Regions from separate parts of the Homo sapiens genome. Here region 1 is linked to region 2. A link is a contact called in ENCODE Hi-C or POLR2A ChIA-PET data. All regions are on one chromosome and are shown on one strand. The core of a region is the stretch at or near the end of the contact, and the rest is flanking DNA. Distances in the headings are between cores, read along the strand shown.

Region 1 (5,308 bases), core at 1,006-3,505, 150 kb before region 2:
CTGTCTCTATAATAGATATATATATTACATTATATATATTACATATTATATTATTATATATTATATTATAATATATAATATATTATTATTATAATAAAATATATATTATAATAATAAAAATATATATTATAATATATTATATTATAATATATTATAATATAATTTATTATATAATATTATTATATTATAATATATTATATATTATTATATTATAATATACTATAATATATATTATTATATTATAATATACTATAATATATATTATTATATTATAATATACTATAATATATATTATTATATAATATACTATTATATATATTATTATATTATAATATATATAATATATATTATTATATAATATATATAATATATATTATTATATAATATATATAATATAATATATTATTATAATTATTATAATATAATATATAATAGAATATATTATAATATATCATAATATAATATAATATATATTATAATATATTATATATTATGATATATTATATATTACGATATATTATATATTATTATATATTATATTATATATTATAATATATATTTTTATTATTATAATGTATATTTTATATTATATATAATATATATAAGAAAAATAAAGAGAAAAAGCATAATAGCAATGACCTACTTCGGAGTCTTGGCAACAAGTCCTACCTTACAAATACAATTCAAATTGCTACACACTATTTAAACAACTGGCAAACTAAAATCCCAGGAGAGTCAGCAATACCTCATAACAGAGCATCTGATTCATCCCCCAATTTCTAGGAAAGGACAAAAGTACTTTATAAACCCCAGGAAAGTCTAAACGGCCTGAGGCTGCACCTGAGCTTTAGAGCCTTACGATTAAGGCAACATAGCTTACACCATTGGAGAAGGAAAGAACCAGCAAAACCAATCAGGCAAAGTGCATGAAAAGAGCCAAGAAATAAAGGCCATGAAGAAAAGCTTTCAGAAGATCATTCTGGCCTGGAACCAGCTGAAGCCACGCCAGAGAAATGAGTCCCAGAGAAGACAACAGGACAAACTTAGAATGCTCCTTCAGAAAATAGTTTGAATTGCCTCTGTGGAGTGAGTGGCCAGCATCAAAATGAGGAAAGATGGAAGGAAAAAGAAGTGAGCACAGAAAGATCCCAGAAATAAAACTCTAGCCAGTCAGTAAATTCCCCAGGAGACATGGTACCTGTTTTTGTTTTTTGTTTTTTCTGCTTTTTTTTTTTCTTTTGAGACAGAATCTCGCTCTGTCGCCCAGGCTGGAGTACAGTGGCGCAATCTTGGCTCCTGGCAAGCTCCACCTCCCGGGTTCACGCCATTCTCCTGCTTCAGGCTCCCGCCACCACACCCGGCTAATTTTTTTGTATTTTTAATAGAGACAGGGTTTCACCATGTTAGCTGGGATGGTCTCGATCTCCTCACCTCGTGATCCACCTGCCTCGGCCTCCCAAAGTGCTGGGATTACAGGCGTGAGCCACCACCCCCGGCCGAGACATGGTACCTGTTTTTTAATTAACCTATTATCCTTTAAATACAGTTCTCTAGTGGGCCTCTCTGATGTTGCTTATAGAATAAAACACCAGAATAATAGAACATATTTTTCCTGCTACTTAGCTGGGTATACAATTTCTAATAAAAAATAATCAACGGATAAATCAATGTATAAGTAGAAGTGGAAAATGTAAATGACCAAGAGGTGATATGAACTCATCACATATCCATCTGTTAAGATAAATTTTCATTTTTTGGCTGGGCACAGTGGCTCGCCCCTGTAAACCCAGCACTTTGGGAAGCCAAGGTGGGCAGATCATGAGGTCAGGGGTTCGAGACCAGCCTGGCCAACATAGTGAATGAAACCCTGTCTCTACTGAAAATACAAACAATTAACAGGGTGTGGTGGCAGGTGCCTGTAATCCCAGCTACGTGGGAGGCTGAGGCAGTAGAATCGCTTGAACCCAGGAGGCAGAGGTTGCAGTGATCCAAGATCGTGCCACTGCATTCCAGCCCAGGAGACAGTGCGAGACTCTGTCTCAAAAAAAAAAAAAGATAACTTTTCATTTTTCATAAATAAACCATGTCCTAATAAGAGAAAGGCATGCAGGTTTCACACACTTCCTTCAAAGTACATCTTGCCTTCCTTTTTATTAAGCTCAGTTCCTCCAAGGTCCTTAATGTTCTGTAGCTCCCAAGAGCTGTTGCCTTGAGCTGACCTCTGTCCCCCTGCTGGTCAGGATGTTATTCTTGGCTTTAAGCACAGGAACAATTCCTCCTGGTTTGGCCTGACCAGGCCTTGCATGTAGAGTCCAGTGTACTATAAACAGTGATGTGATATTTACAGATACAAATACACATGCGTAGCACCTGCTCTGTTCAGCCTCAGATTCACCCTCCTGCACACCCATCCCTCTGGTGGAAGAGATGAACCTCTAAAAGGAGTCAGAAAGAATGGCCTCATCTTCAACAACCTTCCTTTAGACAGTTAATCAGATTTCTCCCTCTGCTTACACATAGGTTTAACATGACCACTGAGTACAAAGTAATTTGTAGCTCTGCTGGTTACCAGAAAAACAAGTCCCAGCAACTTTAATCAGCAACACAGTCTTCAGAAGGGATAATTGAAATTCTCAAAATTAAAACTCAGTTTATTTCCTAGTGAAAGAAAGAATGAGCCAAAAGATGAGTCACAGCTTAGAAAATATTTTAACTCCAGGACAATGGTTTGAATCTATCTATGCTTATGAAACACAAGTTGTTAACACCTGGCAGCTAAGGAAGAGCTGGAGTTCAAACAGCTCTGGTCTTCCTTTGGGATAAGGTCTGAATTGATATATGGAGAAACTAACATTACCACTTACAACCCTCCTTAACCAGTTTTTCAGGTAAGGGTAAGATTTGTTTTGTTTTGCTTTTTTGAGACAGGTTGTTGCTTTGTCACCGAGGATGGAGTGGAGCAATCATGGCTCACTGCAGCCTCGACCTCCTGGGCTCAATTGATCCTCCTGCCTCAGCCTTTCCAAGTGGCTGAGACTACATGCACACGTCACCATGCCTGGCTAATTTTTGCATTTTTTAGTAGAGATGGGGTTTCACCATGTAGCCCAGGCTGATCTCGAACTCCTGGGCTCAAGAAATCCACCTGCCTCAGCCTCCCAAAGTGCTGGAATTACAGGCATGAGCCACCGTGCCTGGCCTCAAGGGTAAGATTTGTTCCTGCATAGTCAAAAAGCATACTATAATTATCTACTTCTCCCACAACCATGTTTAAATAAATAAAAACAAGTTTCTTGACTATGGCCATGAAGATAAAGATACTAGAGAACCTGCTATAAAACAGCTGAGAAAGCTGTCAATTAAGCAGGGTACACCCTGGACACAATTCATTAGTGTTGAAATAATGGTATCAGAGAGAATAAAACCAACAACATAGCCTCCATGTTACATCAAACTCCCAAGAGCAGCTATAATTTTGAGATGAGCTTTGGGCAAGGAACTAGCCACTCAAGAGGACAAGAATAATGTGCTGGCACTCTCAGTTCCACAGGTAGTACCTTAAATCCTATATCCCAAGACAACCTAGGAGAGTGAAGAGCCAGACCTGTAAGAAACCTGCTCTTGAAATAAACAAAAAACTTCTGTCTCCTGAAATATCAGTTACCTAGCAACAAAGGAGAAAGTTTAGTGTGGTTTTGGGGATTATAAAGAACCAATCCATCTTCTTATTCACTACTGTGTGTTATTTGGGCAAGTCATTTAACCTCTCTGAGCCACAATTTCCTCACCTTGAATGAGAAACGGATGGAAGAGCACCCACTACCATACCTAGCACTTGGTAGTCTCTGAATGGATGAATGTTCATTCTCTTTTTTCTTTACTCTGGTCATTTCACACTAAAACTTCTTTCAACAAAGATAGAATTTCTTAGAATCATATGACCTCTGTTGCTTCCCTTTAGTCTGTATCAATGCAATCTCTCTAATCCATTTTATACAAAACCATACATTTAAACTAGAAATATGTGTTCAGGCTGGGAGTGGTGGCTCACATCTGTAATCCCAGCACTTTGGAAGGCCAAGGTGGGAAGACTGCTTGAGCCCAGGAGTTAGAGACCAGCCTGGGCAACATGGTGAGACCCCATCTCTACAAAAAAATTTAAAAATTAGCCATGCATGGTGGCACATGCCTGTGGTCCCAGCTACTCGGGGGGCTGAGGTGGGAGGAGTGCTTGAGCCTAGGATGCCAAGGCTGCAGAGGGCCAAGATCATACCACTGCAGTCCAGCCTGGGTGACTGAGTGAGACTCTATCTCAAAAAAAAAAAAAAAAGGCCAGGTGCAATGGTTCACGCCTATAATCCCAGCACCTTGGGAGGCCGAGGCAGGTGGATCACCTGAGGTCAGAAGTTTGAGACCAGCCTGGCCAACAGGGTGAAACCTCGTCTCTACTAAGAAAACAAAAATTAACCAGGTGTGCTGGCTTGCGCCTGTAATCCCAGCTACTCAGGAGGCTGATGCGGGAGAATAGCTTGAACCCAGGAGGCAGAGGCTGCAGTAAGCCAAGATCATGTCATTGTACTCCAGCCTGGGTGACAAGAAAGAAAGAAAAACAAAAGAAATAAACATTCAACTGAAAACGATTTTTTTTTTTTTTGAGACAGAGTCTCACTCTGTTGCCCAGGCTGGAGTGCAGTGGCGTGATCTCGGCTCACTGCAAGCTCCGTCTCCTGGGTTCACGCCATTCTCCTGCCTCAGCCTCCTGAGTAGCTGGGACTACAGGCGGCCGCCACCATGCCTGGCTATTTTTTTGTATTTTTAGTAGAGACGGGGTTTCACTATGTTGGCCAGGATGGTCTCGATCCCTTGACCTCGTGATCCACCTGCCTCGGCCTCCCAAAGTGCTGGGATTACAGGCCTGAGCCACCGCGCCCGGCCTCAACTGAAAACACTTTTTAAAGGACCAATTATTCCTTATTCAAGGCTCTGTGGCTATAAAGAAAAAGCTGAGGCCAGAAGTATTTAGACTTCAGTTCCCATCTTTTTGTCCCTACTCTCAGACTTCTCTGGCAGCTCCAGAGATTAACAATGCCATCCTAGGCACAAGCTCCTTTTAACAGCGCAAACTATGGAGAGGTCTCAATACAATAAAGAAACAGGTGTTGATTACAGGTGTTGTGCAGAACAAACACCATGAAAAAATGCAGTCAGTCATCCTGCAATGAAGACCTAAATAAGGAAAGTGATTCAAGATAAGATGCAATGTCTGGCTTTTAACAAATTTGAAGATACTTCTGTATTTCAACAAATA
Region 2 (5,389 bases), core at 2,890-5,389:
CTGCCTCAGCCTCCTGAGTAGCTGGGACTATAAATGCGTGCCACCACGCCCAGCTCATTTTTTGTATTTTAGTAGAGATGGGGTTTCACCATGTTAGCCAGGATAGTTTCGATCTCTTGACCTCGTGATCCACCCGCCTTGGCCTCCCAAAGTGCTGGGATTACAGCTGTGAGCCACCGCGCCCGGCCTTATTTTCCCCTTTTAGGAAACACTGGGAACTATTTTCTTCTCAGAGAAAAACAGGACTTGCCCAATAGTAACATGGAAACTTAACAGGGTCTTAACCTGTGAAGACTCTAGGAGCAGAACCCGGAGTAAGGGGGAGCAGGGGCCGGAGTAAGGGGAGCAGGGCCCCGTCTAAGATGGGGCAGGGCCTGGGCTAAGGGAGAGCAGGGCCGGGCTAAGGGGAGGCAGGGCCCAGTCTGAGGTGGGGGCAGGGCCTGGTCTAAGGGGAGCAGAGCCTGGGCTAAAGGGCAGCTGAGCCCAGTCTGAAGGAGAGCCGAGCTATCTGAATAGGGGCTAGCACCTGTTCTAAAGGAAGTGGCTGCTCCCCTGCTTTCGCTGTAAGAGGGAACACAGGCCTTTTAAGAAAATGGGAATCAAGTTTTTTGTTTAATTTCCCAAAGGTTATATGTTGACAATTAACTTCAAAGTATTAGCTGCTTTTTGTAGGCCAAATAAACACGTCTGTGGGCCAGATCTGGCCCAGGACTAGAGTTGCCAGTGGCAACTTCTGGCCCAGGCTGAATGGTGGGCAGGAAGGAAATGGAGCCCCCAGGAGTGGGAGTGGGAGCTGATGCCTGGGTACGGGAGCTCTGTGGGTGGGAGTGAGACAAAAAACAGGGTCTTGAGCTCTGGGGAGCAAGCAGTGTCCTCCAGTGAAGGAAATCCTGGACTCGCAGGCAGAAGTTTTGCCTCTTACTCGCCATGTGCTCTGAATAAAGTTACCTGCCCTCCACGAGCCTGTTTCCTTATCTGAAAAATGGGGACACCTGACCCCTTCCCTGCCCAGTTTAGTGTTGTGGGACAGGGCTGCTGTCAAGACAATACCCAGTCCTGCCCTCCTCCCAGAGTGGGCCAGGGTAGCCCACGTAGCCTCTTCCCTGCTTTCCTGGGTGGCACTGCCAGCCTGACCCCCTGGTGTCCATTCAGTCTAGTCCTTCATATTTCTGGGGCACGGGGAAGCTCTGAGTAACGTGGGACTATAAAGTGCAAGAGGGTTGCTGATGGCCTGGTCCCGTGCCCTCTCCATTCCTGGGCATTCTTGACAAAGGCTCCCAGCAACTGAGGGTACGCAGCAGCTGCAGACACCAGCCTGACAAATATCTCATTGTGGGGAGGGGGCCATAGCAGGAGTGGGGAGCCAGGGAAATACAGAACCTGGGACTGGGAGGTGTTGATGTGAGAAGCCCAAGAAACTTCATTCCACCTGTCAAAGCCACCTCCTTCCAGATGCCCAAATCTGAGCCACTTGCTGGGCAGGGACTTTGCCTTTGCACTTGCTGAATACCATCTGCACCTCTCAGGAGGGAGAGTGCCAGGCTCAGGAGTCCCTGCCGAGCTAGGAAAGGGGGCTGGGGTGGGCTCTGCCATTTTTTGAAGGCTGGCAGGGGGACCCCTCAGGAGGTACTTGGGGCAGTACCATATGCTGTGGCTCCTGAGTGAGAGTCAGCTCTGCGCCCCACAAGACCACTCCCTACCCAGAATTCACTGTCATCATGTGCTGGGTCCAGATGCCCATGCAGCCTCCTGGCGGGAGCATCACATGTGCCGCCTGCCTGGGATGGCCCATGGAAGAGTCTGCCCCGCTCTGCCCTGCTATGGAACAACTCCTGTTCTGTCTTCAGCGAGTGGTGTTCATTTAAGTGATGACTGGGCTGGCCCCCATGGCACAGTTATCACAGAGAGTCTGCTGCTACCCATGGCTGAGAGCTCTAATTCTTCCTGGTGGTCTCTGAAGCCACCAGGACGGATGAACAGCAGCTTCACCCTCTTGGCTGACTCAGCTGCCTTTCATCAGCTCATCTGCCCCTAGGATCCACTCTGCCTCTGGCTGGCACTTGACCTGAGCCCCAGGCTCACACCTCTGCCCACAGGCCCAGCCGCTGCTTCACGTCCAACTCCATCCCCCACCAAGCACTGCCCCTCATCAGCTACTGGGGTACCACTAGTGCCCCCACATGGTGCCCCCTCTCCAGACCCTCGGGTCCGGCTGTAGCTTCCTTCTGGAAGCTATACCCCAAGACCCCAGCCCTGCTCTAGGGCCCTGTATCCCCGACTTTCTGCATCCTTCTCCCTCCTTCTGGGAACATGAACTTGCCCTGCCAGCCTGGCGGCTCCTGGAGGACAGGACACTAGCGCCTGGACAATGGCAGGCCCGGGAACGTCTGCTGCCAGTGATGCTGGAGCTGGCATCCATGTCCACATGATGTCCATGGCACAGCGGCCACCTGAGGCTGGGGGCATCTGAGTGGTGGCTGCAAAGTTGGGCCCTTACCTCTGCCTGAGTGAAGTTCACCAGGGCCTCCCCTGTGCTGTCCTGCTGGGCGTGGAACAGCCGGCCTAGCTGGGGGCCCCGCACCACACGGTAGAGCAGGAGCTGGGGGTCAGTGCCTGCGCTGGAGCTGGCCCTGAGGGTCTGACTGCTGAGTGGCTGGACGGACCCTGCCAGAGGCAAAAGGGGATATCAGATTTTGACTGGGAGCCAGGTCCAGGCCTGTGTTTGCAAAGAGGCAGCGTGACCCTGGCATGCCACCCTCAGCTCCGCCCCAGCTCCTGGCACCCAGGAATGCCCATGATCAGCACACCCACCTGGGCAGACAGTCAGTGTCTGGCTGCCCTTCAGCGAGAGGAGCACTTGCTTCTGGGCCGTCACTCGGAAGAAGTGTCCGGGGGAAGTGTGCTCGCCGTCAGAGAGGCGGAAGCGGAAGCCTCCATCCAGGGTTCCTGGGGACAGGGGCATTGGGTCCAGCTGGCCCGAGCCGGCTCCCCATCTCAGGGCACCCCCGTGGGCAGCAGGAACCCGAGGCCCGGCCCTCAGCACCCACCTCTGTGTGAGAACAGCACGAGCCCGCCGTCCAGCTGGGCCTGCGTGAAGCTGCGCACCTCAGTGCCCGGCGCCCCCCGCAGCACTACCCGCCCGTTGCTGGGCTGCTCGATGGTGTAGACCAGATCCTCAGACCCAGAGTCGCCGTCCGTGCTCCTCAGAGCCTCCGCAGGGATGGGCGCAGTGGCCCCCTCCCACATCTGGGAACACAGGCCTGTGAAGGTTCTGCCTTGCCGCACTCACCCACCCCTTCCTCCCCGGCCCTGGGCTGCCACCAGGGCTCCAGTCCTGCTGCGGCTCAGCCCCTCGGGTGGCATCGAGGCTGGCGCCACTCTGGCTCCCCTGCACAAAGGGCCTCCCGCATTCACCTTCCCTGTCACCCCAGGGAAGGCCCCAGGGAAGGTCACCCTCCAGGCCCAGCCTCCCTGCTCTCCATCTGCCCTAGTCCTGTGTGTCCCTCAAGGCCAGCTTATGTCCCCTACCCAGGAAGGCCCCAGCTCTTACCCTCACCAAGTTCTCACTCCCAGAAACCCCCAGCGCTGACCAACAGTGCTCCCTAATCTGTCTCACTGGTGGGACAGGGGTCTCCTTTCAGAGCCTCCGTGTGTGCCTGGCCGGGGCCGGGCACAGGTGGGAATGGTGATTTTAGAAATGGGCCCTCCTTCCAGCTGAGGGAGGGGTGCGTGGCGCAGAGAGTGGGGGGCTGATGGTTGGCACTGTTCTGCAGCACAGAATCAGCGTGGGATGGGCCCAGGTGCTTCCAGAGCAGTTAGGGGCCCTCCTTATGTTGGGCAAAGGGGACCCCTTTTTCAGGCCTCCCACTTGCAAGCAGAGCAGGTGCCTGTTCCTGAGGTCCTGGTACCAGTCTTGCTGGGTCAATTACTTGCGGGCAGAGCTGCAGTGGGACTCACATGCCCGGAAAACAGAGCCTTCTGGCATTCCTGGGCTTCCTCCCCCGGCCCCAGGGAGCCCTCAGGCCCAGCCCTGGCAGGAGGGGCCATAATGTTGCGGGGCAGGACCCCAGCACTAGGCTTCTGGAGCAAACACAGGTAGATGGCACCACCTGGTGGCTGTGCTGCCACACAGCCGTCCTGGCCTGTGGTTCCAGAGCACTGTGTCCCACTCTTTGGCGGCTTCCGCACCACCAGGCCACCCGCTACGGGCACATCCTAGACCACCAAGGCCCCGCCCCCACCCCCGCCCCAGGCACCCCATGCCAGAGACAGCCCAAGTCAGCCCTTTATGGAAACTTCAGTGGCTCCTGCTGACCGGGGAGGATGCACCCCAGAAGCTGGGGTTCAAAGCCCTGCCATGTGGGCTTTGTAAAGCCATGCCCTTTCTGTTCCACCAGAACTACTTTTGCAACCATGGAGAAGTTCCATCCCACGTCTGGGCCTCAACTTCCACCTGCAGAGTGGGGCCCTTACCTCTGCCTGAGCGAAGTTCACCAGGGCCTTCCCTGCACTGTCCTGCTGGGCGTGGAACAGCCTTGTGCAGGAGTTTGGGGAGCCAAGCCATGGCCTTCACTTGCTGGGTGAAGGTGGGAAACTTAACAGCTTCCGCCCTGATGCCTGCCCTTAAGGGCTTGTAAGTGATTCTGTCAGATGTTCTGGTCCTTAGCCACAGAAGAAGGAACAGCAGAGCCACCCGTGGCCGCTCAGAAGTCTGCCTACCATACTTGCAAACATCCAATAAAAAAACTTCCCACCTGTGTTCTATTTCAGCACAATCTCACTTCTCTCCTTCCAACAACCCCGTGAGGCATGTGGCAGCGTCCCCATTTTGCAGAGGAGGAAACTGAGGATCAGAGCTGGGGGAGCTCTGAGCCGCGAAGTAGGGGACGCTGGCCTCTTTCTCGAAGCAGACATGGGGGTGTTCCCAGGGATGCTCTCACCTGCAGGCCTGTGTTTGTAGTGAGGATGGGGGGTTGGTCATTGACAGGCAGGACAGTGACAGTGAAGGCCACAGGATGGCTCTGGCGATCCATCTCGGAGGCATTAGCCATCAGGACAAAACTGTCTGTCAGTGTCTCGCTCCCGTCATGCACGTAGCGGATCAGCTGCTCTTCCACCTAGGGGCAGGCCCAGGGCTGGCAGTCAGGCCCCAGCAGCACCCTTCATGCCCTGCCTTTGGGTGCAGGAGGAGACTGACTCTTTTAGGGCTTCATTTTCCATTGGTAGAAAATGGGGACCATAAGTTCTGGCTCCGAGGAGTTGTGAGGAAGAAAAGATATATGGTATTTAAAGCATAGGTGCTTCTGAAATGTGACTCCCCGTCTCCTCTCTGTGTATAACCCCCAGACTGGGAGTCCCCAGGGCTCCCTCCACTCTGCCCCCAGAGCTG

Evidence for each region. Hi-C counts contacts between places; a loop is a spot of excess contacts on that map. ChIA-PET counts read pairs that join two places held with the same protein, here RNA polymerase II (POLR2A). Pooled maps may share reads with other maps.
Region 1: a pooled map shows a loop between it and region 2 (3-fold over the local background). The contact joins two enhancer-like sites. A Hi-C loop is called at or near these places in 3 of 50 pooled maps. POLR2A ChIA-PET finds 5 or more read pairs at or near these places in 2 of 52 experiments (Panc1 and naive thymus-derived CD4-positive, alpha-beta T cell).

The regions. Positions count from the first base shown.
Region 1 is chr15:75,530,361-75,535,668 of GRCh38, forward strand. The region is part of intron 1 of PTPN9 (protein tyrosine phosphatase non-receptor type 9); the gene reads right to left. Among named protein-coding and RNA genes, the nearest start is that of PTPN9, 46 kb to the right of the region's middle. Within about 2 kb of position 2,256, at least 23 of the 41 ENCODE cell types and tissues checked have a DNase peak (open chromatin) inside an H3K27ac peak, as active enhancers do.
Region 2 is chr15:75,679,796-75,685,184 of GRCh38, forward strand. It overlaps CSPG4 (chondroitin sulfate proteoglycan 4), which reads right to left. Exons shown (of 10, transcript NM_001897.5): 5 at 4,941-5,117; 6 at 3,048-3,246; 7 at 2,812-2,946; 8 at 2,498-2,664. Among named protein-coding and RNA genes, the nearest start is that of CSPG4, 30 kb to the right of the region's middle. RefSeq lists an enhancer at 2,662-3,506. Within about 2 kb of position 4,140, at least 2 of the 41 ENCODE cell types and tissues checked have a DNase peak (open chromatin) inside an H3K27ac peak, as active enhancers do.